3 separate regions of the Homo sapiens genome follow, and all the other regions are linked to region 2. A link is a loop called in an ENCODE intact Hi-C map of the cell type or tissue named here. Cell type or tissue: heart right ventricle. All regions are shown on one strand. Links, peaks and the distances in the headings refer to the core of each region. The heading gives the core; the rest is flanking DNA.

Evidence for each region. Hi-C counts contacts between places; a loop is a spot of excess contacts. Peaks named below come from ENCODE experiments on the same cell type or tissue, not always from the same donor. Only the 100,000 strongest peaks of a DNase experiment are listed, where the experiment ranks them.
Region 1: a loop joins it to region 2, with 4 times the contacts of the local background. A loop is called at or near these places in 19 of 110 quality-filtered maps.
Region 3: a loop joins it to region 2, with 9 times the contacts of the local background. A loop is called at or near these places in 78 of 110 quality-filtered maps.

What each region holds. Positions count from the first base shown.
Region 1 is chr1:220,904,207-220,912,504 of GRCh38, forward strand. No RefSeq gene overlaps it. Among named protein-coding and RNA genes, the nearest start is that of HLX-AS1, 28 kb to the left of the region's middle. In heart right ventricle, for the core only: a CTCF peak has its summit at 4,701 (motif pointing right); no DNase peak of the experiment used is centred there.
Region 2 is chr1:221,431,353-221,439,650 of GRCh38, forward strand. All of the region lies in intron 3 of LOC105372932 (a long non-coding RNA gene), which reads left to right. Among named protein-coding and RNA genes, the nearest start is that of LINC02817, 99 kb to the left of the region's middle. In heart right ventricle, for the core only: CTCF peaks have their summits at 4,255 (motif pointing left) and 4,459; no DNase peak of the experiment used is centred there; H3K27ac peaks cover 363 bases.
Region 3 is chr1:221,259,862-221,268,159 of GRCh38, forward strand. No RefSeq gene overlaps it. Among named protein-coding and RNA genes, the nearest start is that of LINC02817, 72 kb to the right of the region's middle. In heart right ventricle, for the core only: a CTCF peak has its summit at 4,088 (motif pointing right); DNase peaks (open chromatin) are centred at 4,096 and 4,762; H3K4me3 peaks cover 528 bases; H3K27ac peaks cover 1,806 bases.

The DNA of each region.
Region 1 (8,298 bases), core at 1,609-6,608, 530 kb before region 2:
TAGGGAGGGAGCAGGAGGAAGAAATATGCTCTTTCCTCAGCCACCTCCCACCACCTGCCCCAATCTCCTGCCGGTGCATCCCATCAGCTAAAGCAGAAGATGAGATCCACTGAAGTCAACCCCCTGGGTACAGCGTAGGTCAGAAAAGAGCAAAGAATGGATCTAAAGGAAAGCCAGTATGCAGATGGGCATAAATACCAGACCACTGTCGAGCTGTGGGCATGATCACAGTCCTGGGCTCTGAGCAGTGTTTCTCAGAGGAGCATCCAGTGCTAGAGTTGGCTGCTCGGTACACAGACACATGCTCCAGAGTTTTCATGGCATCTTGGGTCTGGGCCCTTCCAGTTAGGAGGAGACAGTCTGAGAGATTGGAGGCCGAGTTTCAGTCCAGGTTTTGGGTTTCTCTTTGTTATCCCCAGTGCCCCAGTCTATGGTGGAAAAGGCTATTTTGTTGATGCTAAAGGGAATGAGCAGTAATAAGATCCCAGGCTTTCAGGAAACTACACTCTGAAATCAGCACCACCTCTTTCTGTCAGAAGTTTCCATTCCCAGGAAATTACACTGGGAATGTACACTTCTTCAGGAAGCCCATGCTGTTCTCGAGGCAAGTGGAATTGTGATATCTTGCATGCCATAGCTGCCATCTCCCTATAGAAATTTTAAAAGGGAGCTTGCATCAGCAAGGGACAGGGATCCGACCGTGGTAGTGCTGGTGAGCCCAAGGGCTGCAGGCCCAGTCTCTGTCCCGAAGCTTTGGTCCACTGAGTCCACAGCTTTTCTTCCTCTCTGGCACTTCCTAACATGCACCCCCTCCCTTCCTCTCCTAGGGCCACCTGTCAGCCATGCCTGCAGCCATCAATTCAGCCCTTTATCTCCTCCTCCCCCATATCTCTCCCAGTTGAGACTTGATAGGCCATTCCTGGCAAACCCAGCTGGGATTGACATCAGGTGTTTTGGGAAGTGCCCATGTCCAAATTCCTGCCTTCTAATGATTGCCCTGATTTTTTTAAATAGACATTTGAAACTAAAGACAAAACCAGCTGCTTCTTGAGAGCAAAAAAGCAAAACATAAAAAGAATCTCCCATATAACTCCCTCCCCCTAAAGCTCAAACCAATAAAATGAATCCAGCCAATAATTCAATCTTCCTGCCTTGTTCACTGTGACTAAAGCAGACAGAAGCAGCACAGCAGGGACCCCTCATTGACGAGGAATGTATCATTAGTAATTTTATTAGCTTTAATATAGCCAACAGGGGCTACTGATAGTTTCGGTATTCTTTTCCTGAGGGATTCCCCCCCTCCAAAGGACAAATGCTCTACAGCCCTGACATTTAATTGCCTTTATACTTTAGTGTAGCTTGGTTGAATGAAAAACTTTTCAAAATTCCATCACTGAAAAAGGATTCAACAATTTGTAATATATATAAATTTGCCACTGGTACTTTTCTTTTACAAATTTCTCAGTGCTTAGAAGCATACCTACTATAGTTATTATAATAATTCTGGGCAGGTAGACACTCATTTGTCATGGTTGAAAGCAATTTATTTTCAGTGGGAATGCTTTAAAATGTTTTGTTTGGACAGAAATGGCCATCCATTAATTGGTAATTTAAGCAAGTTACTCAAAGTCAGGCAATTAGGTTAATGAGAAGTTGGCCTTTGAAGTTGAATAGGAGCAGGGATGACCTCACCACTCCTTAAGAAGACATCAAATCAATTTGGTGTAAAAGGTAGAGGGACTGAGTCCCCTCCTCCAGTTTCAAGGAAAGATCATGCACATGCATATTTAGCTCCAAGCATGGAAATTGGATGGTGGGCCCCTCAGGCTTTCTGGCAACCACCCCTCTACTATCGAGGAAGAAGCAACAGCTGCCCCAGCTATATCACAGGGAAAGATGACAGCCTGGATTAGGCCATGCATGGAGGCCAGAAACCGTTGAGGGAGCAACTCCAGAGAGACATGACAGAACCACAGACACATGGAGTGCCCCAAATTGAAGCAGATGGAATTGCTGATAAATGAGTTGAAATGGTAGAGGTCCCTACAGTGGATTTACTTGAGAGCTACTCCATGGAGGGGCAATTTCAGGGGGGCCCCGGCTGCCTTTAGATGTTAATCAGAGGTATTCATATGTTCTGTCATTCACCTTTCAAAGGAAGGTGTCAAATGTCTTGATGAAATGCCTCCCATGCTTACCTAGACACGGGGAATCAGCCACTCTGTTGACAAATGACTCAGGGCGAATCAATAGAATGAGGGTCAGGCTTGGCTAGACTCATGGTCAGAGGGCAAGAGTAATTATGTCATAAGAAGTCTATGGGGCAGAACCCAGCCAAGGCCATGGTCCACTTTTGAAGGTAAAATCTGGAATCAAGGGATTGTTATAAGGGATGGGAGTATAGGAGTGAAGAACTCAAAAGGACCAGACTCTGTTATAGCAGCCAGCTCTTGCCAAATCCACTTATTGCAACAGTCCCACCACCATGTATAGATGCCTGGGTATAGTAAGTAGCAGAACTGCCTAATACCATCAGTGCCTGCAAAATACAAGTGATCTAGCAGTGTGGGAGGTTTTCTGGGAGAAATGGGCCACCTAGGTCATGCTTAGCTGCAGGGAGGGGTAAGCCCTGTGGGGAAACAAATGATGGGTGAGTTCACATTATTAAATAACTGGGCTGAATTTAAGGAGGAGGGAAAAATATTACTGCAGAAACCAGGTTGATTTTGAAGTCTGCTACTGGCAGTTGCCACATGCCTGTGACATCTCTCATGCACCTCAGAATAGACTCTCCCCTCTGGAAGGCACCATCGTGCATCCTCTAGATTTGGGGAGATAGATTTCTTTATGTTGCTGATAGGAGGAGGAAGAAGAAGCTGCTGTGAGGGAGGAGGTATTTACTTTGGCAGGCGGCTGATGCTAGAAATGCCTGGGGCCATGTACAAATAGTTGGCTGGTGCTGCCAGGCCCTCCACTGTGGGTTACTCATCTCTCCCTGCTTTAATCCTTTCCTTTCCTCCAAAAACTGCCCAGTTGACTTCTTTCCCACTCTAGGGCTATCCTGGATGCCTCTTTTAACCTGATGTCACCTGGAACATGTGGAAGTGCCCAATGTGACTATCTAGGGCTCTGGGCTCTGAGTCCTGTGAGGGTTAATCCTTCATGCCTCATTCCTTCATGATTTTCTCTTCTTTTTGTTGGAGTTAGAGAATCAGGGTGAGCTCTCCCTAGAAAACTATTGTGCATGGCCTTGTTTATCTTGGTCAGCCTTGTGTTTGAGGCACCATACCCAGTTCAGTTACCCAGGCTGTTCAACATATGGAAGCATGCTCAGAGTGTGGTGTAAGGTGTGGGATAACTTGGATCCCCATAAACCTATGACAGGTGGAGATATTGTGGCCAAAGTCGGCCCTGCCAAGATGGTGCTAGACTGAACGACAGCACTACTCTGGACCAAAGAAGTGTCAGAGGCAAGCTTCAGGGAGCTGAGGTGGGCACTTCTAGGGGAGCTACCTCCCCTCCTGAGTTGCTTCATTTGTAGGCTACTCAGATTAGGGTTTTTAGGACATCCTGCTAATTTCAGCTTAAATCGTTATGGACCTCTAATGTGCCAGGCACTGTACTAGGTTCTTGGGAAATAGCAACCAACAAGAGAATCATTGTTTCTGCTTTCATGGAACTTAGAGTCAAACCTAGATACAGGTAAGAGGACGACAAATCATAATGCGATGTGGTAATACATGCTAGGACTGTAAGAGAATTACTGAATGCTGCAGGAAGTCAGAGAAGACTTTTTGGAAGATGCCATGTCTCAATTGGGACCTTTAGAATATTTTTCAGGCATAAAGAGAAACATCTTTAAAGATCTGGAAGAAAGAGAGGGCATAGCACATCCCAGAATGTAGAGTAAGGATGCAGAGTAGAGAGCTGGGTTAGAAACTTAACTGCATAATACAACCTCTGATCCCTACCAGCTGGGAAAATCCACTTAGCCATGTACGGAGCTTCTTCCAGGTACTGAGCTCTGAGTTAGGTATTGTCAGGATCCCCAAGATGGGTCAGACAGGACTGCTGTCTTCAATGAGCTCTGCCCATTACCCATATGTCTGAGGAGAAACACATTTCCACCCTTTCTGGAGCTCTACAGGGAGGGACTGCTCTTTGCTAGAATGATCTTACCTGCCTCCAACACCTGTCCATTAAAGCAAGCCCTGAACAAGAGGCCGACATCCACAAGTTAGAGATGTTGTGCTTTGAATACTACCAGCTGGTTGTTGCAACCTCCTAGTGAGTGACTTACACCCAGTCCTCCCTCCTTGTTCTTCTGTGATTAAAGACCCTAAAGGCTTAACAGGCATGGCTGGGCTAAATGTTCCAGTTGACATTATTTGCCACCAGGACCTTCCTCTTTTGCTTCCGACTTTTTTTCCAATTGTGCAGAAAATTGTTCTTCATTCTTTCCAATCTGTCCACATCCTTTTTCCTCCACTTACATTTCAAAATAAGGTGTACCTCTTCCAGGAAGGTTGCCCTTGTTAATTCTACCCATCATCCTGGAGTGGCCAATGGCCTCTATCCCAGAATAATTGTTGTATTTTTTGTATGATGCATTCAGTCATTTGTGTAGTTTCATTTTGCAGTTTCCTCAGTGGAAGTTGTATTTTCACCTTTGCTGCCGCTTATGCAGTTTTGAGACCCGTACACCAGGTGGTGGTAGTTTCCTCATGCTCTGATTGTACATTCTGAATAATTTGCAGAGGAGGAAAATGGAAGGGGTGAGCTAATTTTTAATCAAGTATCTTTCATGTGCCAGGCCTCTGCACAATGTTTGATTTAATCATCAGAAATAATCTATATGAGGCAGATATTGTTTTCATTTTAAAGTTAAGGAAACTAGGTTTTGAGGGGGAAGTAAAGTAACTTCCCCAAACTCACCATCCTTCATGGTGAAGATGGAATTGGTATCAGGTCTGGGCCCTCCAGCTTTGGTTTTAAGACGAATACATGTATGTCTTTTCTATGTGGTTATACAAACAATAATGAAGTCAATCACCATTGCAGAGCAACTGTTCTAACAACACCTCAGGTATAATTTGGTATCTTCTTCACTAATTCTTGAATTGTGATAATCCAAGTATTTGTAGGTGGGCAGAAAAACTGACATGAACAGTCCTTCTTGGAAGAGGAAGAAAAATAAAAGCCTTTAAAGCATCTTATATCCCGAAAGTATGTTTCCCTGCAACCACATTCTCTGTAATTTCTAATTTGCCATTTGCTTTACTTTGAGGAAGGAATTCCCTCTCCCAATGAGTTGAGAGCTGGGAGACTTGGGTTCTAGACCCAAGTAACTGAGTATATTCCTTGAAGTATGTCTCTTCTTTCCTCTGGGTTTCAACTCCCCATTTGTGAAATACGGAGGTTTTAATAACACCATTGCAACCCTCTTCTGTATCTGGTTGATTATTTGGCTGTTGTATGGCCACCACTTAACTCACTCAAAAATATGAAGACATGGCACCACCAGGCACTGCCTCTTCTGGGGTTGGTTCATGTCGTACTTCAATAATCAAAATAATCAAGCTTCCTCTAAAAGAATTTGTTTCACAACTGATGATAATTTTCTGGATATCCTACCCAAGTCCCCCTCCCCCAGTTTTGGCACTTTGTTTCCATGATCAAATTGTGTCACTTCTCTGGTGAATACCTTCTTTGTGTTTTTGGTCATTCTCAGACCAGGGAGAGTATGTATGTATGCATTTGTTCATTCATTCATTCATTCAGTCTTTACAGTTATGTTCTCTATCTTGCAGCAGGAATGTCTGCAATTCTCATTTTTTCCCTGTCATTTGACTATGAGTTCCTATCCTCTGGCTTTTTTGGTAGGGATTCTTGAACATACCAAAGGGGTTAACTGCCTCAATGAAGCATCACACTGGCCATATACCAGCCTCTGTGCCAGGTGCTGTGGGAATTAGATGTGGTTTTTTGCTTTCCAGGGGCTCAGAGCACAGTGGAGAAGAGAGATGAGCAGACAGCTGATCATAGCACACCAGTGAATGCCACAACATGTGGGGGTTGTGTAGTGACTGTGTGCCTCAGGGACACTAGTCAGAGCTGCAGTGAAATCTGCTTGGCCTGTGGAGAAGCAGAAAGGACGACGGTGGCTTCAGGGAGGCGACATGGGCGCTGGGCCTCAGAGGATACGAGGTACTGCTGACCAGGTGGATAAAGTGTGGAATGGCTCTAAGTCACCTGGGGGGTCTGATTAAGGCCTGCGTCTTAGGCTGGGTCTCTATGTCATATGAGTAGACGGGACAAAAATAGATCCGTATTATGAATTTGCTGTATTTTCTGTCAAAAGGAAGGATACTCAAAGTGATGGATGCCTCAAATACTGACTTGATCATTACACATTCTACATATGTAACAAAATGTCACATGTACCCCATTAATATGTAAATATTATTAAAATAAAAAATAGTTATTTTTATGTAAGAAAAATAATCACAACTTCTCTTATTTGAATATCACAACCAATAAACATTCTGCTCCCAGTAATATTTCCTGTCACATTACTTCCTAGTTACTTCACAAAATTGACGCATGCACCTAACAAAGATAGGATGCTAACACAAAAAAACTATATCCTGCATAGATTCTGGTATTCCGTACAGATCATTCTGTACTAAGGTATCAGTCAGAGAAGAAACTTTATTGAGTATGATTCTGAACATGAGCTGTATTTTCAGGTTCCCTTGCTGGTCCTTGGCATAATGTTAAGGAGAAGGGCTTCAGGTGATGAGACACTGGAGACCAATTTGGCAGTTCTGGCTGAGCTATGATCTCCTGCTTGACTTGACTCCTACACAAGGCTTTGTGTCTAACCATGCTCAGCCCTGACCCATTCTGGCTCTCTATGAATGCTGTTCAGCTGGCCCACCCTACTGTAAGAGGAAGGGGCAGGTCTGAGCTCCGCTTTCCTATAGTTGGGGAATAGAGGCAGAGAGAGAGAGTCCAGGAGACCCCTTCAGGGGCATATGCAATGCCAGGGGCTGGGGGCTATGCAGAGACTGGAATTGGCTCTCAGGCTTTCAGTTCCTGGGGCCATAGTACTTGAAAACCATGCAGGTGATGGGACTCACTCAGGTCCATTCTTCCTTCATCTATAATCTTGCATGAAGGCCAAAGTGTGCAGTGAAGCCATTGGTCCTCAGGTGTGGCAGTTATTATTTCCTCCCCTTGACAAGTCACTTAGACACCTTGAGCCTCAGTTTGCTCATTCTCCCCCTTAGAGGGCTCTTGTAGGGTTATACAAAATAGTGTCCATGTAAGCCATTGTGGAGATGGACATTTTCTCAGTTTTATTAACGGAATTTGTTCAAAAAAGTTTATTATTAATACAGTACGACTTCTTTTTATTAGCACTCTATCTTTGTTAGGTGTATGTGTCAATGTTGTAAAGTGACTAGGAAGTAATGTGTTATGACTTGAAATATTATTGGGAGCAGCACATTTCTTGGCTAGTGGTATTCAAATAAGAGAGGTTGTGATTATTTTTCTTACATAAAAATAACCATTTTTATTGATATACAATATTTTACATATTTATGGGGTACATGTGACATTTTGTTACATACGTAGAATGTGTAATGATGAAGTCAGAGTATTTGAGGTGTCTCTCACTTTGAGTATTTACCATTTCTATATGTTGAGAACAATTCAAGTACTCTGTTCTATTTTGAAATATACAATACATTGTTGTTCACTGTAGTCACACTACCCTGCTGTCAAACAATAGATCCTATGCCTTTCATCTAACTGTATGTTCATACCCATACCTCTTTTTGTCCCCCCTCCTATCTACCTTACCCTTCCCTGCCTGTAATATCTATCAAAAATAACAATTTTTGTTTATAAACATAACACATATAATTCACAGAAAACTTTAGAAACTTTAGAATAGACCCCACCAAAAAAATTCTCTGCTTCCATTACCTCATTACCAACTTCCATTTTCATGTGAAGGTGCCTGTGCTATTTCATGACTTGCTTATTTTGCTTGTTCCGTTTACCACTAAGGTGGGGAGCATTTCCCTGTAGCAATATTTGCTGTGTAGCAACACTGAACAGCTATACAATCATTTAACAAACATTTAAAAGTTTATCAAACTTTTAAACTTCTTAATGCTGCAATAAGTATATTTATAGATAAATCTTTGTATTCATCTTAAAAATATTACCTTAGGGTACATTCTGTAAAATAATATTATGGCCCGATAATATTATGGTTTTCTTTTC
Region 2 (8,298 bases), core at 1,964-6,963:
ATTAAGATTGGCTGGGGATTCTGGAGCCCTCTCAAATCTTTTCTGTGATGTGTCTTCTTTGGACTTTTGCATGTAGATTCTTAATTATAGAGATTTGCTTGTTTCTTTTTTTAGGAGCTCATAATCTCTGGCTCCCTCTGATGTCTGTCTGCTGTACCATGGGTCCTCTAAAACAGCAGCATGCTCCCAGCTCGTTCTTGTTCTCAGCTTCCCCCAAAGAGCTAGAGTATGCTTGTTCCATCAGCACCCCAAGTTGAGTTAGACAAAAACCAGTTGCTGATGAAAAGTCAGAAAGCTTGATATATATTCCACTCTTCTCTTTCTCCCCTGAGAGGCCACTTCAGCCCTATATGCTCTACTGTAAGCCCTCTGAAGCAGCAATAAGCTTCCCATCTCTATTTTGTTCTCAGTGGCTCCCAGAAATCTAGAGTATGCTGGCTCCAATCAGTGCTCTGAGACAGGTGAAACAGAAGCCAGTCCCTCAGGTACCTCCCAAAAAGTCAGAACATTGGACATACAGCTGAAACTTCTTTTTTCCTCCTTAGGGAGAGGCTGGGAGCTAGGAGTTTCTTCCCAAATGTGTGGTGCTGTGACAAGGGGAGAGATTATGGTATTAAGGTGCCATAAATTTTTCTAATGGCTTTGATATGGCTGATTTCTGCATTCACTTGGGGTGCAGAAGCCTCTTAACTGGTTTCTACTTTATCATAAAGGGAATTGGTCTATATATTGTTGAATCAGTGTTTCCACTGGAGGAAAGAAGTGTCTGGGGCTTCATACTCTACCATCTGGATAATGTCAGTCTCAAAGTGTGCTTTTAAGGTCATGGCAACAAAGTGAGGTAAGGCATTAATACCAAGATCCCTAGTATGGAGCAAACCCAGGACAGAGAGATTGGTCCTGGTGATGTCATTTGGTCATTGAATTAAGCTATGCCTGAAGTCTACACATGCATTTATGCAAACCAATTAGTTCTCTTTTTGTTTAAGCTATTTGGCCTAGGTGCTCAGTTACTTAGAATTTGAAGAGTCCTCAGTGATAAAGTTGTGATGTAGGATTTTTTTCTTTTTAACTGTATTCTGTAAATGTAGTTATTACATAATGAGTTCTTTGCTCCTTGTAATGCTATCAAGAATTATCGTAACCTAGTTTTAATTTACTATTTCTGTCCTCATCTCTTGCTACTTTTGTTCCATGCACATATGCTCCAGCTACATTATTCTACGCTTTGTCTGCAAGCATATAATTACATGCTGTATGATTTTTCATGGTATTCTTTATTTTTTCCTAAAATGCCTTCTACCACCTCATGGCTATCAAAAAACTAGTTAAACACTATGGACAAGCTTAAATATCCACTTATGGGTGATTGTCAGGATCAACCCTCTGAACTGCTGAAATTGTGTTCACATTATTATAATTCAATAATTCGATATTTTTAATGAGTTGAGGGACCCATTTGCTATCACATTAGATAAGGAGCCCCTTGATGGTAAGACCCATATCTGTTAATTTACATGCCCATTATTGAATGCTGGCTGACATTCAATAAATATTTAGTGAATTAATAAACAAATGACCACCTTAAGTGGAAAATAGCAAGATGAATGTAAAGGTTTATAGTCAGCAAACTAGTCAGAGCTCAGCAAATAAATGAAAGAATACAAAGAACTTCCTTGACCTTGAAGTTATCTTTCAGACTTTAAAGGGGCCCTTTCCACTTAAGCAGGCTTGTTATTTTCACAGTTTTATGAAGCAATATGAACCTGTTGGATTTCTTTTCAAAGCATAGTAACTAGACCAGTATTGACATCCTTAAAAAAAAAAACAAATTTTTCTCCACCATTTTATCTTGCCTAATGAAAAACCCATTCATTTAGCCTTTTGGCAATTGTTATAACATGCACTCTGGGATTTTTAAGAATAGTTTTCAAAGGAAACAGAGAGGTGGTTCCTCTCCATTTCATTCTAGCCACAGTTAACCTAAGCATTTAGAAGTTTTCCTTCCAGATTTCTACTGCTTTTATTTCTTTTCCTATGTTCATTCATCACCATAGATGCTATGGTAGGAGAGAAAGCGGTTTCAGTTGCAGAACTTGCTTCCTGTTAATACTTCCATTACAGAACATTTTGGAAACAGATGCAATGACTTAAATATAATAATAAAAGTAAAATAATTATATCCAGACAACTAAAGCCAAGTGAAAATAATTTTGCAAAGTGAATTTTTATTTTCCTCTTCATATAATAGATACATTGATATCAGTCCTTACCTCTCTGCTCACATCCATTAGTTTAATAAATAATATTGGAGATATAATTTGCATGGTAATTTTATGTAAACATGTAGATCACTATGTTTCACCTCCATTGCAAAAACATGACTTATTATTTCATGTATTGTAGTGACGATGCTCTCTAAACATAACAATTTTATATTGAAAGCACATTACATGACATAAAACAGAAATTTGTTTTATTTCACAAATGCCTGCAGCGTAACATATTTCCACGTTATTCAATAGGATCCAGAAGTGTATTTAGGAGATGGCTCACAAAATTCTTTTCACTGGCTTAATAGCTTTTTGAGAGAGGAGACTGGTTCCTAATCATTTTTATTCTATTCACAGCATGAAGTTCACAGTGAGTAATAAAAAGTTTGATCAAATTAATGAACAAATGAACGTATTGTAAAAAATAGTGTTAAAAACACAAAATTGCCAGGCGTGGTGGCTCACGCCTGTAATCCCAGCACTTTGGGAGGCCAAGGCGGGCAAATCACGAGGTCAGAGATCGAGACCATCCTATCCTGGCTAACATGGTGAAACCCCGTCTCTACTAAAAATACAAAAATTAGCTGGGCATGGTGGCGGACGCCTGTAGTCCCAGCTACTCGGGAGGCTGAGGCAGGAGGATGGCGTGAACCCGGGAGGTGGAGCTTGCAGTGAGCCAAGATCGCGCCACTGCACTCCAGCCTGGGCGACAGAGCAAGACTCTGTCTCAAAAAAAAAAAAAAAAAAAAAAGAAAAAAGAAAAGAAAAAACAAAAAACACAAAATTTGGGAACAAACTGAGCTTTAGTAAGCATTGTCTATAAATATTTGAGGGAACAGAAATGAGAAGCCAACATTGGTGAGAGCACCACCCAATAAAGAGCTTGATAGATATAGTCACCGGAGAAACTTATTTTAATGTTTCAAAGGTATCAAAACAATAAATGAAACCAAATAAAACTTAAAAATAACAACCAAAAGGAAAGTCTTCAGTCTCCACGCAGTGCTTTGATGTAATATATTTATGTTTTCTTCCTCCTCAGGCCTCACTAAAATAGTTGCATAGGATGGTACAGTTCTTTCTCTTAAAGTACTTCTGTACTAGGTAATTTTTTTAAGTCTCTTCTATATATAATTTATTTAAAGATATAAAGGGCCTCTAGGGCTCTCAGGGACCTCCATGTTTTGGCAAGGAAGAGAATGAAAACAGAAGGTTCCTAAAATTATGGAAACTATTTTTTGGGTAACTTAAAGCAAAACAAAACAAATGAACAACAAACAAAAGTAGAGAGATATAAAAGATATCCCTGAAACTGTTTAATCTGGTGACCTTTCTTTACAGACCAAAAGAGCACTTCTTTTCTAAGATTGACATAAATGCATAAATTGTGCATCCTAAACCTTACTGGAGTTATCTAATTCTACTATAATGTCACTTCCAATTATGGGACAAAAAAAGTCAAATCTTATTCTTGCACTTCCTGGTAGAGATATTTTTCACCTGTATCAGGGCCTAGAATTGAAACTGGAAAATAAGCTACAATAGAAACTGAACTATGAAATTGAACTACAGAGTACAGAAGCCAGCTCAGAATACAATTCGTCTGTTTTTACCAAAAACCATGTTCCTGGGAACATACACCTGTTTGCATGCTAAGAATCTTGAAATTTAAAAAAAAAGCATGATAAAATTTAGGAAGAGGACAATTTTTTTTTCACCATTCCCCAAATCTATTGGCCATTTACTCCCCCAATTAGTTTTTCCAAACAACTTTAGAAGATCAACACAAGGTTCAATTGATTATCCTACTTAGATAAGGAATTGTAAATTATTAAGTTTGGCTTTGAGACTTCACTTTACATTTGCACATTTATACTTACATATATACCCATATCTAAAAAATTGCTTTCATTTTTAAAATAATCCCACAGTCAAGTAGTACACCATCATCCAAGCAAGACTGCTTGTGTGAAGATAGACACCTGGTGGTCAATATGTAGAACTGCAGCTCAGGAAAGACCTAGATTTCTTTGAGGTTGTCTCTTGTTTTTTCCCCATTTCCCACTGCTTTCTGGGTACAGATTGCTGTTGATGGTGGACATACTGCAGCTGTGTGTGAGTGAGTCTCAAGTTCAAGTCAAGAGATTTCCAGAACAGTTACATCAACTCCATGAAAGCTTCAGGTCACAAGTTTTCTGAATTATTTGGAGAGCCAACCAATGTAGCATGCTAAGAATTTTTAAAAGTTACTAAAATCTCTTAAGCAAGAAGTTGAACAGGAGCCTCAGTGTTTGGGAGTAAGGGTTAATCTCCACCTACAAATTTCTGCATTTCCTCTGTCAGGATAATAAGCTTCTGTTTCCTTTGGGGAAGAAAAAAGAAGTGTCGATTCCTTTGTCACCACAAAAGCAAGCATTTTGAGCTTTTAAATATGGCCCTGCCCCTGAACCGACCCTGCCTCGTGTCTAAGTGCTTTTCTCCAAATTGAACCTCACAAGACAAAAATACATAACTTAAAGAAATGGCAAGCTAAAATCTCTCTATTTTTTTGTTACTCCTGGCTATTAATTTTATTCTCTTCAATTTTTAAGTCTTGAGATAAGCTTCTGGAAGCAGATACAGAATAGTTTCTAACTTTCTCAGAGTACACTTGGTTTTAGACAGGGAGTGGAATCATAGCATGGGTTCTCACTCTACTTGCATCGGTAAAGGAGGAGGAAAGACATGCATCAGAAGGACAAATGTGTGAGTTGGCTCTATGTCTGATGAAGTGACACACTACAGTGCCGGAGATGCCCTGATTTCCCATTAAGCTACTACAGAGAAAGGCATAGCTTAGTCGCATGGGCTGAATTCCTTATGGTACAATTATAGGCACAGTCACACCTGAAATGACCAGACATCGTGGTCAGAATGCCCTTTGCTTAACTTCTATTGGGCCTTTGCTCTGTGCCAGCCACTGTGCACAGGCTGCCCCAAATCATGCCACAAGCCCTGTCTTTCTTCTTGTTTCCAGTTGGCCCAGATGGACACACAGCATCCCAGTCCTGGCAAGCAGAGGGCTGGGGTGTCCTTGCTTGGGTCTAACCCTGGCCTCCCATCCTGTTTCTAACCGATGTGTGTACTCATATACATACATCATCATGTGAAAGTCAAGGCCTTCTCCAATATTTAGAGGCTGACTGGTCAGTAGTTTTATCACCAGAAAGAAGAATGGGAAAAGATATCAAGAAACCTCCTTTGTCATGAGAGAAACATATTAATTTGGATTGAATAATGTAGTAAATATAGTGACCCCTCTTTCCATCCTCAGTCAAATTAATGTGAACTTCTGGCCAGGTTTGGGGACACTGGAAGAAGACTTCCTCGTTGCGACTATGAGAACTATCATATCACAAGAACCATTTAAATGTCAGATGCACAATCCTCTTTCTGAAACCCTTGTGAACAAATCCACTATTCAGAATTCAGAATTTTCAGACGGTAGATATGTAACACAGTCTATACATTGAATATTGTGGAATACTCTGATCAGGGACTGGAGTAGGACCCCTAATTCAACACATGAAGAGTTCTATTACTGAATGTGTGGTGGTCACATCAGTAGGGATAAAATAAACAAAAGTAGTCTCGCATTGGTTCAGATCAGGCATTATCATCATATGATTCTAGCACACATGAAAAAACACTTGCTTATCAGACTATTTTTGAATATTTGATGGTGGATAGCAGACTGCGGTTCTGCCTGTGTGTGATGCAAGAGACATTCCCAGGCATGCAGCCCTGTCCAGAAGGCTCCTACAACTCTCCAAAATCAATAGGGCAAACTACACCACCAAGAAGGAAATCTATTATCAAGTAGCCCATTTTCTTTGTTCATCAAAAGGCAATGTATTCATCATAAAACTGTAAAACTTTTAGAAGAAAACATAGAAAAATATCTTCATTATCTGGGATTAGGAAAGGAATTTTAAATGATGCAAAAGCATGATACAAAAAAGAAAAAATGAAATTTTATCAAAATCAAAAACTTTTGCTCTGCTAAATCACTTCCAAGAGAATAAAAAGACAAGCCACAGACTAAAAGAAAATATTTTCAAATCTCCTATCTAACAGAGAACTTTATATCCAGATTACATAACAAACTCTCAAAACTCAACAATAAGAAATCAAATAACCCAATTAAAAATGAACAAAGAGATTGAACAGATGCTTCACCAAAGAAGACACAGGAGACTCCCCCACCATCGCCTCCTTAACCACAGGGGATACATTTCAAGACCCCCAGTGGATGCTTGAAACTGTGGATCGTACTGAACCCTAAATAACTACTCATAATAAAACAATTATAATAATTTACTATAATAAAAGTTATGTGAATGTGGTCTCTCCCTCATCTCATACTGCACTCACTCTTCTTCTTGTGATGATGTGAGATGATAAAATGACTATGCGATGGATGTGGTGACAGTAATCTGATAAGTGAGATGCCTACTCAGTGACTAACAGGCAAGTAGCCTATACAGCATGAATACACTGGACAGAGGGGATTCATGTCCCACGGAGCAGGGCTGCGCAAGATTTCATCACACTGCTCAGAACAGTGTGCAGTTTAAAACTTACGAATTGTTTGTTTCTGGAATTTTCTATTTAATATTTTCAGGACACAGTTGACTGCTGGTAACTGAAACTGCAAAAAGAAAAACCTTGGATAAGAGGGGACTGCTGTATAAAGTACGAGAAAAGATGTTTAATACCACAAGCCATTAAGGTAATGTGAATTTAAACAACAGTGAGCTACAACCACACACCTATCAGAATGTCCAAAATAAGGGCAGGCGTGGTGGCTCACACCTGTAATCCCAGCACTTTGGGAGGCCGAGGCAGGTGGATCAGCTGATGTCAGGAGTTCAAAACCAGCCTGGCCAAGAAGGTGAAACCCTATCTCTACTAAAAATAGAAAAAGAAAAAAAAATAGCTGGGCGTGGTGGCGCACGCCTGTAATCCCAGCTACTCTGGAGGCTAAGGCAGGAGAATTGCTTGAACGCGGGAGGCAGAGGTTGCAGTGAGCCAAGATCGCACCACTGCACTCCAGCCTGGGCAACAGAGAGACTCCGTCAAAAAAAAAGAATGTCCAAAATAAATACTGACAACACAGAGTGTTGACAAGGATGCTGAGTAAGTAGAATTCACATACATGATGGCTGGAATTGGAAAATGCTACAGCAACTCTGGATAATAGCTTGGCAGTTTCCTTATAAAGTGAAACATACATCTACGCTATAACTCCACAAGGCCGATCCTGAGTATTTACCCCAGGAAAATGAAAATGTATGTTCACATGAAACTGATAAACAAAACTTCAGAGTAGCTTTTTTTTTTTTTTTTTTTTTTTTTTTACACAGTAGCTTCAAACTGAAAATAACTTGAATGTCCCTCAATGAGTGAAAGGGTAAATAAACTGTGATACCACATATGATGGAACACTATTCAGTCATAAAAAAGAACAACTTAGATAACTCTGTGCTGAGTAAGAGATGCCAGTTTCAAAAGACAAAAGCACAATGGTGGAGAAGAGATTAGTGATTGCCAGGGATTATGGTGGAGGGAGGGGTGAATATAAAGGGACAGCATGGGGAAGCTTTGGGGGGTTATGGCACTGTTTCGTATCCTCTTTGTGGTGGTTACACAAATCTATACATATGTGGAAATCCATAGAGCTGTACATCAAAGAAAAAAGTCAACTTTACTATAGGATAATTTGGAAAATAATTTTTTTAAAGGCCAATGCATTCCTATTTGACTTTTCTATTCACAGTTTGTTGTCAATCTCTTCTTTACTGAACTGATGACATCCTGTTTTCACTAACACTGCTTGCCTGGCGGGGAGATATGAGGCATGTGTGAGGCATTGCAGATACAAAGATGAGTCAGGCAGAGGCTCATGCACAGGGCTCACCACCTGGGCAAGGAAATGAGACAGGGAAGTGAAGAGACGTCAACAATTTATGCTACAGAAATTCAA
Region 3 (8,298 bases), core at 1,609-6,608, 170 kb before region 2:
ATTGAGGATTCTTGCATTGATGTTCATCAGGGATATTGGTCTAAAATTCTCTTTTTTTGTTGTGTCTCTACCAGGCTTTGGTATCAGGATGATGTTGGCCTCATAAAATAGTTAGGGAGGATTCCCTCTTTTTCTTTTGATTGGAATAGTTTCAGAAGGAATGGTACCAGATCCTCTTTGTACCTCTGGTAGAATTCGGCTGTGAATCTGTCTGGTCCTGGACTTTTTTTGGTTGGTAGGCTATCAATTATTGCCTCAATTTCAGAGCCTGTTATTGGTCTATTCAGGGATTCAACTTCTTCCTGGTTTAGTCTTGGGAGGGTGTATGTGTCGAGGAATTTATCCATTTCTTCCAGATTTTCCAGTTTATTTGCTTAGAGGTTTTTATAGTATTCTCTGATGGTAGTTTGTATTTCTGTGGAATTGGTGGTGATATCCCCTTTATTATTTTTTATTGCATCTATTTGATTCTTCTCTCTTTTCTTCTTTATTAGTCTTGCTAGCGGTCTATCAATTTTGTTGATCTTTTCAAAAAACCAGCTCCTGGATTCATTGATTTTTTGAAGGGTTTTTTGTGTCTCTATCTCCTTCAGTTCTGCTCTGATCTTAGTTATTTCTTGCCTTCTGCTAGCTTTTGAATGTGTTTTCTCTTGCTTCTCTAGTTCTTCTAATTGTGATGTTAGGGTGTCGATTTTAGATCTTTCCTGCTTTCTCTTGTGGCATATTTAGTGCTATAAATTTCCCTCTACACATTGCTTTAAATGTGTCCCAGAGATTCTGGTATGTTGTGTCTTTGCTCTTGTTGGTTTCAAAGAACATCTTTATTTCTTCCTTCATTTCATTATGTACCCATTAGTCATTCAGGAGCAGGTTGTTCAGTTTCCATGTAATTGTGCAGTTTTGAGTGAGTTTCTTAATCCTGAATTCTGCAGTTTGAGTGAGTTTCTTAATCCTGAGTTCTAATTTGATTGCACTGTGGTCTGAGAGACAGTTTGTTATAGTTTCTGTTATTTTACATTTGCTGAGGAGTGCTTTACTTCCAACCATGTGGTCAATTTCGGAATAAGTGCGATGTGGTGCTGAGAACAATGTATATTCTGTTGATTTGGGGTGGAGAGTTTGTAGAAGTGTATTAGGTCCACTTGGTGCAGAGCTGAGTTTAAGTCCTGGATATCCCTGTTAACTTTCTATCTTGTTGGACTGTCTAATGTGGACAGTGGGGTGTTAAAGTCTCCCATTATTATTGTGTGGGAGTCTAAGCATCTTTGTAGGTCTCTAAGGACTTGCTTTATTAATCTAGGTGCTCCTGTATTGGATGCATGTATATTTAGGATAGTTAGCTCTTCTTGTTGAATTGATCCCTTTACCATTATGCAATGGCCTTCTTTGTCTCTTTTGATCTTTGTTGGTTTAAAGTCTGTTTTATCAGAGAGTAGGATTAAAACCCCTGCTTTTTTTTGTTTTCCATTTGCTTGGTAGATCTTCTTCCATCCCTTTATTTTGAGCCTATGTGTGTCTCTGCACATGAGATGGGTCTCCTGAATACAGCACACTGATGGGTCTTGACTCTTTATCCAATTTGCCATTCTGTGTCTTTTAATTGGGGCATTTAGCTCCTTTACATTTAAGGTTAATATTGTTATGTGTGAATTTGATCCTGTCATGATGATGTTAGCTGGTTATTTTGCTTGTTAGTTGATGCAGTTTCTTCCTAGCATCGATGGTCTTTACAATTTGGCATGTTTTTGCAGTGGCTGGTACCGGTTGTTCCTTTCCATGTTTAGTGCTTCCTTCAGGAGCTCTTGTAAGGCAGGCCTGGTGGTGACAAAATCTCTCAGCATTTGCTTGTCTGTAAAGGATTTTATTTCTTCTTCACTTATGAAGCTTAGTTTGACTGGATATGAAATTCTGGGCTGAAAATTATTTTCTTTAAGAATGTTGAATATTGGCCCCCACTCTCTTCTGGCTTGTAGAATTTCTGGTGAGAGATCCGCTGTTAGTCTGATGGGCTTCCCTTTGTGGGTAACCCGACTTTCTCTCTGGCTGCCCTTAACATTTTTTCCTACATTTCAACCTTGGTGAATCTGACGATTATGTGTCTTTGGATTGCTCTTCTAGAGGAGTATCTTTGTGGCATTCTCTGTATTTCCTGAATTTGAATGTTAGCCTGCTTTGCTAGGTTGGGGAAGTTCTCCTGGATAATATCCTGCAGAGTGTTTTCCAACTTGGTTCCATTCTCCCCATCACTTTCAGGTACACAAATCAGACGTAGATTTAGTCTTTTCACATAGTCCCATATTTCTTGGGGCTTTGTTCATTTCTTTTTACTCTTTTTTCCCTAAACTTCTCTTCTCGCCTCTTTTCATTCATTTGATCTTCAATCACTGATACCCTTTCTTCCACTTGATCAAATCAGCTACTGAAGTTTGTGCATTCGTCACGTAGTTCTTGTGCCATGGTTCTCAGCTCCATCAGGTCATTTAAGGTCTTCTCTACACTGTTTATTCTAGTTAGCCATTCGTCTAATCTTTTTTTCAAGGTTTTTAGCTTATTTGCAATGGGTTTCAACATCCTCCTTTAGCTCGGAGAAGTTTGTTATTACCGATCTTCTGAAGCCTACTTCTGTCAACTTGTCAACGTCATTCTCCATCCAGCTTTGTTCTGTTGCTGGCGAGGAACTGCGTTCCTTTGGAGGAGAAGAGGTGCTCTGGTTTTTAGAATTTTCAGCTTTTCTGCTCTGGTTTCTCCCCGTCTTTGTGGTTTTATCTACCTTTGGTCTTTGATGATGGTGACCTACTGATGGGGTTTTGGTGTGGATATCCTTTTTGTTGATGTTGATGCTATTCTTTCTGTTTGTTAGTTTTCCTTCTAACAGTCAGGACCCTCAGCTGCAGGTCTGTTGGAGTTTGCTGGAGGTCCACTGTAGACCCTGTTTGCCTGGGTGTCACCAGCGGAGGCTGCAGAACAGCAAATGTTGCTACCTGATCCTTCCCCTGGAAGCCCGGGCACCCGGCTGTATGAGATGTCAGTCACCCCCTACTGGGAGGTGTCTCCCAATTAGGCTACTCGGGGGTCAGGGACCCACTTGCGGAGGCAGTCTGTCCGTTCTCAGACCTCAAACTCCATGCTGGGAGAACCACTACTCTCTTCAAAGTTGTCAGACAGGGACGTTTAAGTCTGCAGAAGTTTCTGCTGCCATTTGTTCAGCTATACCCTGCCCCCAGAGGTGGAGTTTACAGAGGCAGGCAGGCCTTGTTGAACTGTGGTGGGCTCCACCCAGTTCGAGCTTCCTGGCTGCTTTGTTTACTTACTCAAGCCTCAGCAGTGGCAGACACCCCTCACCCAGCCTTGCTGCTGCCTTGCAGTTCGATCTTGGACTGCTGTGCTAGCAGTGAGCAAGGCTCCGTGGGCATGGGACCTGCTGAGCCATGTGCAGGATATAATCTCCTGGTGTGCCGTTTGCTAAGACCGTTGGAAAAGTGCAGTATTAGGGTGGGAGTGTCTCGATTTTCCAGGTACTGTCTGTCACGGCTTCCCTTGGCTAGGAAAGGGAATTCCCCGACCCCTTGCGCTTCCTGGGTAAGGCGATGCCCTGTCCTGCTTCAGCTCACACTCTGTGGGCTGCACCCACTGTCCAACAAGTCCCAGTGAGATGAACCTTGTACCTCAGTTGGAAATGCAGAAATCACCTGTCTTCTGTGTCTCTCACGCTGGGAACTGTAGACTGGAGCTGTTCCTATTTGGCCATCTTGGAGGGAGCTATGAAACAAATGTCTTTAAGAGTGCTAACACTTCAGCCTAAGACTGCAGGTGGGAATTCATGAAAATTAATTGCTAAAATCCTGATGGAATGGAATAGCAGAATGAGATAGCTGTGTTTTCTTTATACAGTATTTAAGCCATATTTCTGCATAGCTAGGGACTGTGCAAGTGTTTTTCTTTGCTTCTGATACCACAGTTACAAAGGATTCCACTGGTGCCACTCAGGAAACAGTGAAGTATTTCTGTGTCCTGTGTTTCAATTCCTGACATCTTAAAGATGGCGGCTGCCATCGTTTTCTACAGTATCTCAAGCTCATTCTCCACCAGATGGCAGCACTGAAGTTCAGAGGCCTTCAGCACAGAGCCTCCTTGCCTGGTGAATACAAATGCAAAGCTTTAAGCTCCTTCACACAAGTTAGACTCTCATTCTCTCTCCTACCTCCCCTCCCCCACTGAAGGCAACCCCTTCCAATAATCAGCCTTCTAGACTAAAATAGAAGCTTTTAACATTTTAATGTCTTGTCACATTACTCACCAGTCTCATCTAGGTCCAGGAAACCATTTCCTGGAGGCCTCTTTTTTATTTGTGTTCATTAGCTGCGCTAATACATTCTCTTGGAAACCACAGTTTAATAAATTTCATAGCGCATAACCAGTGGACTTAATGAATATTAGTCACTCGGAGCAATTTTTGTTTATTCAGCTTCTCTTTCCTCTCCTCCCTTCCCCTACCCCAGACCTCATTCTGTGGAATGATAATAATACACAGAGAGCTGGCTGGTTACAGAAGACTCTAAAAACAAGAAGAAAAAGGATCTTTCTGAGCTCACACCTGTTTTAAGGTTTGTTATCCTTAAAACGAAAAGCTGTAGGGATTCACTCAGCTCTTTCCTTGTAGCTCCCAGTGGACTTTGCTGTTAAACCACAGGGAGGAGCCCAGCCTTCAGAGCACTTAAAAGTACTTATGTCAAATCCATCCCATTCTTCCGGCCTCCGTTTCTCAATCCAGCCACCATTCCCAGGGGCTGGAGCACATTACAAGGCATTCACTTCATATGAATGGGCACACACAGACTTTTTCACCATTTCGATATGTCTAACATTTGCAGGCACATCCTGTAGGCTGCCTGAAACAGCCTTAATTTCAATTTACTGTCTCCCCAAGGATCTTGCCATTCTGCGGAAAGTAGAAAACTCAATGGTCGTTTCTCCTCTCCGACCTCTCACCCCAGGCTCTCTCTGCCCTCCTCCTCTTTCAAGGAAAAGCTGTATTGGGAGGAACATTTTGCTCCAGATGAATAGAATGAAGTTTTGATGCTTCTAACAGCACGTATGATCTTTTATTTTTAAAAAATAATGAGCAAGTTACATCAGATTACCACATTTGGAAACTGTTCAAAGTCGGCATACAAAGCCCAGTAAATGCTGTCTTGGGTCCTCCTGGAATATGATTACACAAGACAGCATGAAATCATAGTCTTGAAGTTTTACGTTGTCGTTTGTAACCCGCTAGGTCTAACTCTATATAACTTTTTAGTATGGAAATTTCCAAATATGTATACAACTTGAGAAAATACTGTAATGAACCTCAAGGTACCTGTCCTTTAACTTTCACATTAATCAACATTTGGCCAATCTTATTTTATCAAATCCTCTTCTCACACATGCCTGTCTTTTTTGCTTGGAGATTTAAAAACAAATGACAGATGTGTCTTTTTCTCTGTAAACAGTTTGGCATGCTTTGCTAGCTGATAAGAGCTTTCTATTTTTAGCATAATCACCATGCCAATATCACACTTAACATAATTAATGGTAATTCCTTAGTCATCTAATACCTAGTCCATTTTAATTTTTTTCCTGATTACCTCAATATTTTTTTTACTAGTTCAGAATCCAAACAAGACCCACTCATTGCATTAGTTGTTTTTTCCTTAAGTCTCTTTTGTTTTGCAACAGGTCCTCCTCCTTCTTCTCCTCTTCCTCCTCCTCCTCCTCTTCCTTCTCCTTCTCTAGTTTTATGCCATAGATCTGTTGGTTATACCAAGATTTTTGTCTATAGAAATATTTCATACTGTACATTTGACTGATTGTTTCCTTGTGGTGTCATTGAATTTGTTCTTGTACTGTTAGGGATATTTCTGGCAGAGAAAAAGTTAGCTGAGTTTTTCACTCTTATACTGAATAAAAACCAGTAGAATACAGAGGGAAATCCTCATTTTGCTTTGGCATCTGGAGCTACACTTACTGTTAATTCATTCAGCAAATATTAATTAGCTCTTGTAATGTACCAGGCACTGTACTGGGCTTTGGGAATGCAGAGTGACTAAGGGGGTTGGGAATATGGGATAACTGAGAAAATCATGGACCTTATCCTTGTGAAACTTAGGAGTCGTGGGTTTCAAAGCACCACTTAAAAAAACACCTGTGTTGGGTTCTCCTAACACTCTTGTAACGTCCATCAAGTTGTAAAGCCCTCTTAAATTTACTGAAGAATACCGAGGATGAAGTGATAGGTGCTGTAGACAGGAACTATACAAGAAATCACTAATGGAGAAGTCAGACACCATTCCCCTTGGACTTTTGGATTTCGCTCTTTTGATAAATTAATTTTAGATCCTAAACTCTGTCACAGGTGGATCAGTACTGCTAAAAAGATTTAGGCAACCCCTGAACAAAATTAATATCAGGGTATCAATTTATATTGGCCTAGGTTACAAAAGAAGTTAGTTCCTTACGAGTTCCTTAATTCTGACACCCATCTCCAAGAAATCCATCAATGCATAAAAATAAGAAACACATTGGAACATAGTGCACAGAGACTAAACACAACTGAAATAAAAGTTACCCAAAATGAAACTTCTCTTACTTACCAGTGTGTGATAAACTCTGATATCTCCAAATCTATTTTGTTTTATTTTTATTTCATTTTGTTTTAAAAAAATGCTTATTGCAAACCAATAAATGAATTTTGTGATCCACCAATGAGTCATGATCTGCTGATTTTGGAAAAGGCTTGACATTTGGATAAGATGGGGTCATGGACCATCTGCTTGAACTACGTCGTTGAGGCTTACTTTTGTAAAAGCCCAGATTTTGTGCCTTTGAAATAATATCGGAGGAAGGGATTGAGGTAGGGGGTTTTCAGAAGTTGTAAACATCATCAAGGCCTTCCTCTTATTTATTTATTTTTTTCTGGATAGAAGCAGTGTAAGCGGACGGAGGGAGACACTGGGGGCAAAGTAAGATCCTTGAGAATTTCAAGTGTCTTATTTTTAAGGAAGGAGACTAAATTTTTTTTTTAAAGTAGCACCTATTGGCTGTATGTTTTCTCATCTTATCTTATGTAATCCTCATAACAATGTAACTGTGTAGCCTTTATATATGTTACATAGGAGAAAACTTGGACTCCCCGAGATTGAGTAGGTAGAGGAACTGACTATTAACCAACTCACAGAGACCATGTCTCCCGGCAATTGGGGACTAACAGAGACTGGAGTCAGGCAATCTTTACTCTGAATCCTTGCTGTGGTACTTAGTGATAGTTATTAGTAAGTGAGGAATAAATAAGATTAAATGTGCAAACACTCAGCATCTAGTAGTCACTGATTATTTGTATGAATATAAGATACATGTATAAGCTATATATTAAAATATGCATACATGATATATATACATATATAAGATATACATTAAAATTTTTGTTTTTAAAATTATCCCTTGGAACAAGATGATATGTCAAAAATACTGGCATTGTGTACATTTCTAATCTTGCAGTCTGTTGGCATCCCTCACTGCCCTGTCTCCTCCCAGTAACGCTGAATATAGTTAGAATCCTGCATGTACTGGGCACCATAGCAAAACTTGAAAAGCAAACCAACACACATACAAACTCAACAACAGGTGTCAGCCTCCAGCAGAGAAATTTGATGGAAGAAACCATAATTTTGAGTAATAACCTGCATTTCATCAGGACTAGGTTCCTTTCCAACACTCAGAGATTTTGTTGTTACTATTGTAACAACATTCAATGAGAATATTGCCATTCTCACACATACCACATTGAGAGGCAATGGTATATGGTGTATAAGAGCTCCATCCCTCAGCGCAAGACGACCTATGCTTAAATTCTGGTTCTGCCACTTCCCTGCTGTATTAGCCCATTCTTGTATTGCTATAAAGAAATACCTGAGACTGGGTAATTTATAAGAAAAGAAGTTTAATTGGCTCACGGTTCTTCAGGCTATACAGGAAACAGTGCTGGCATCAGCTTCTAGGGAGGCCTCAGGAAGCTTTTACTCATGGTGGAAGGCAAAGTGGGAGCAGGCACTGCACATGGCGAAAGCAGGAGCAAGAGAGGGTTGAGGGTGGGGAGGAGTTTCCATGCTTTACAACAACCAGATCTTACAAAAACTCAGTACCGTAAGGACAGCACCAAGCCACGAGGGATCCACCCTCATGACCCAAACACCTCCCACCAGGCCCCATTTCCAACACTGGAGATTACATTTCAACATGACATTTGGGCGGGGAAAATAT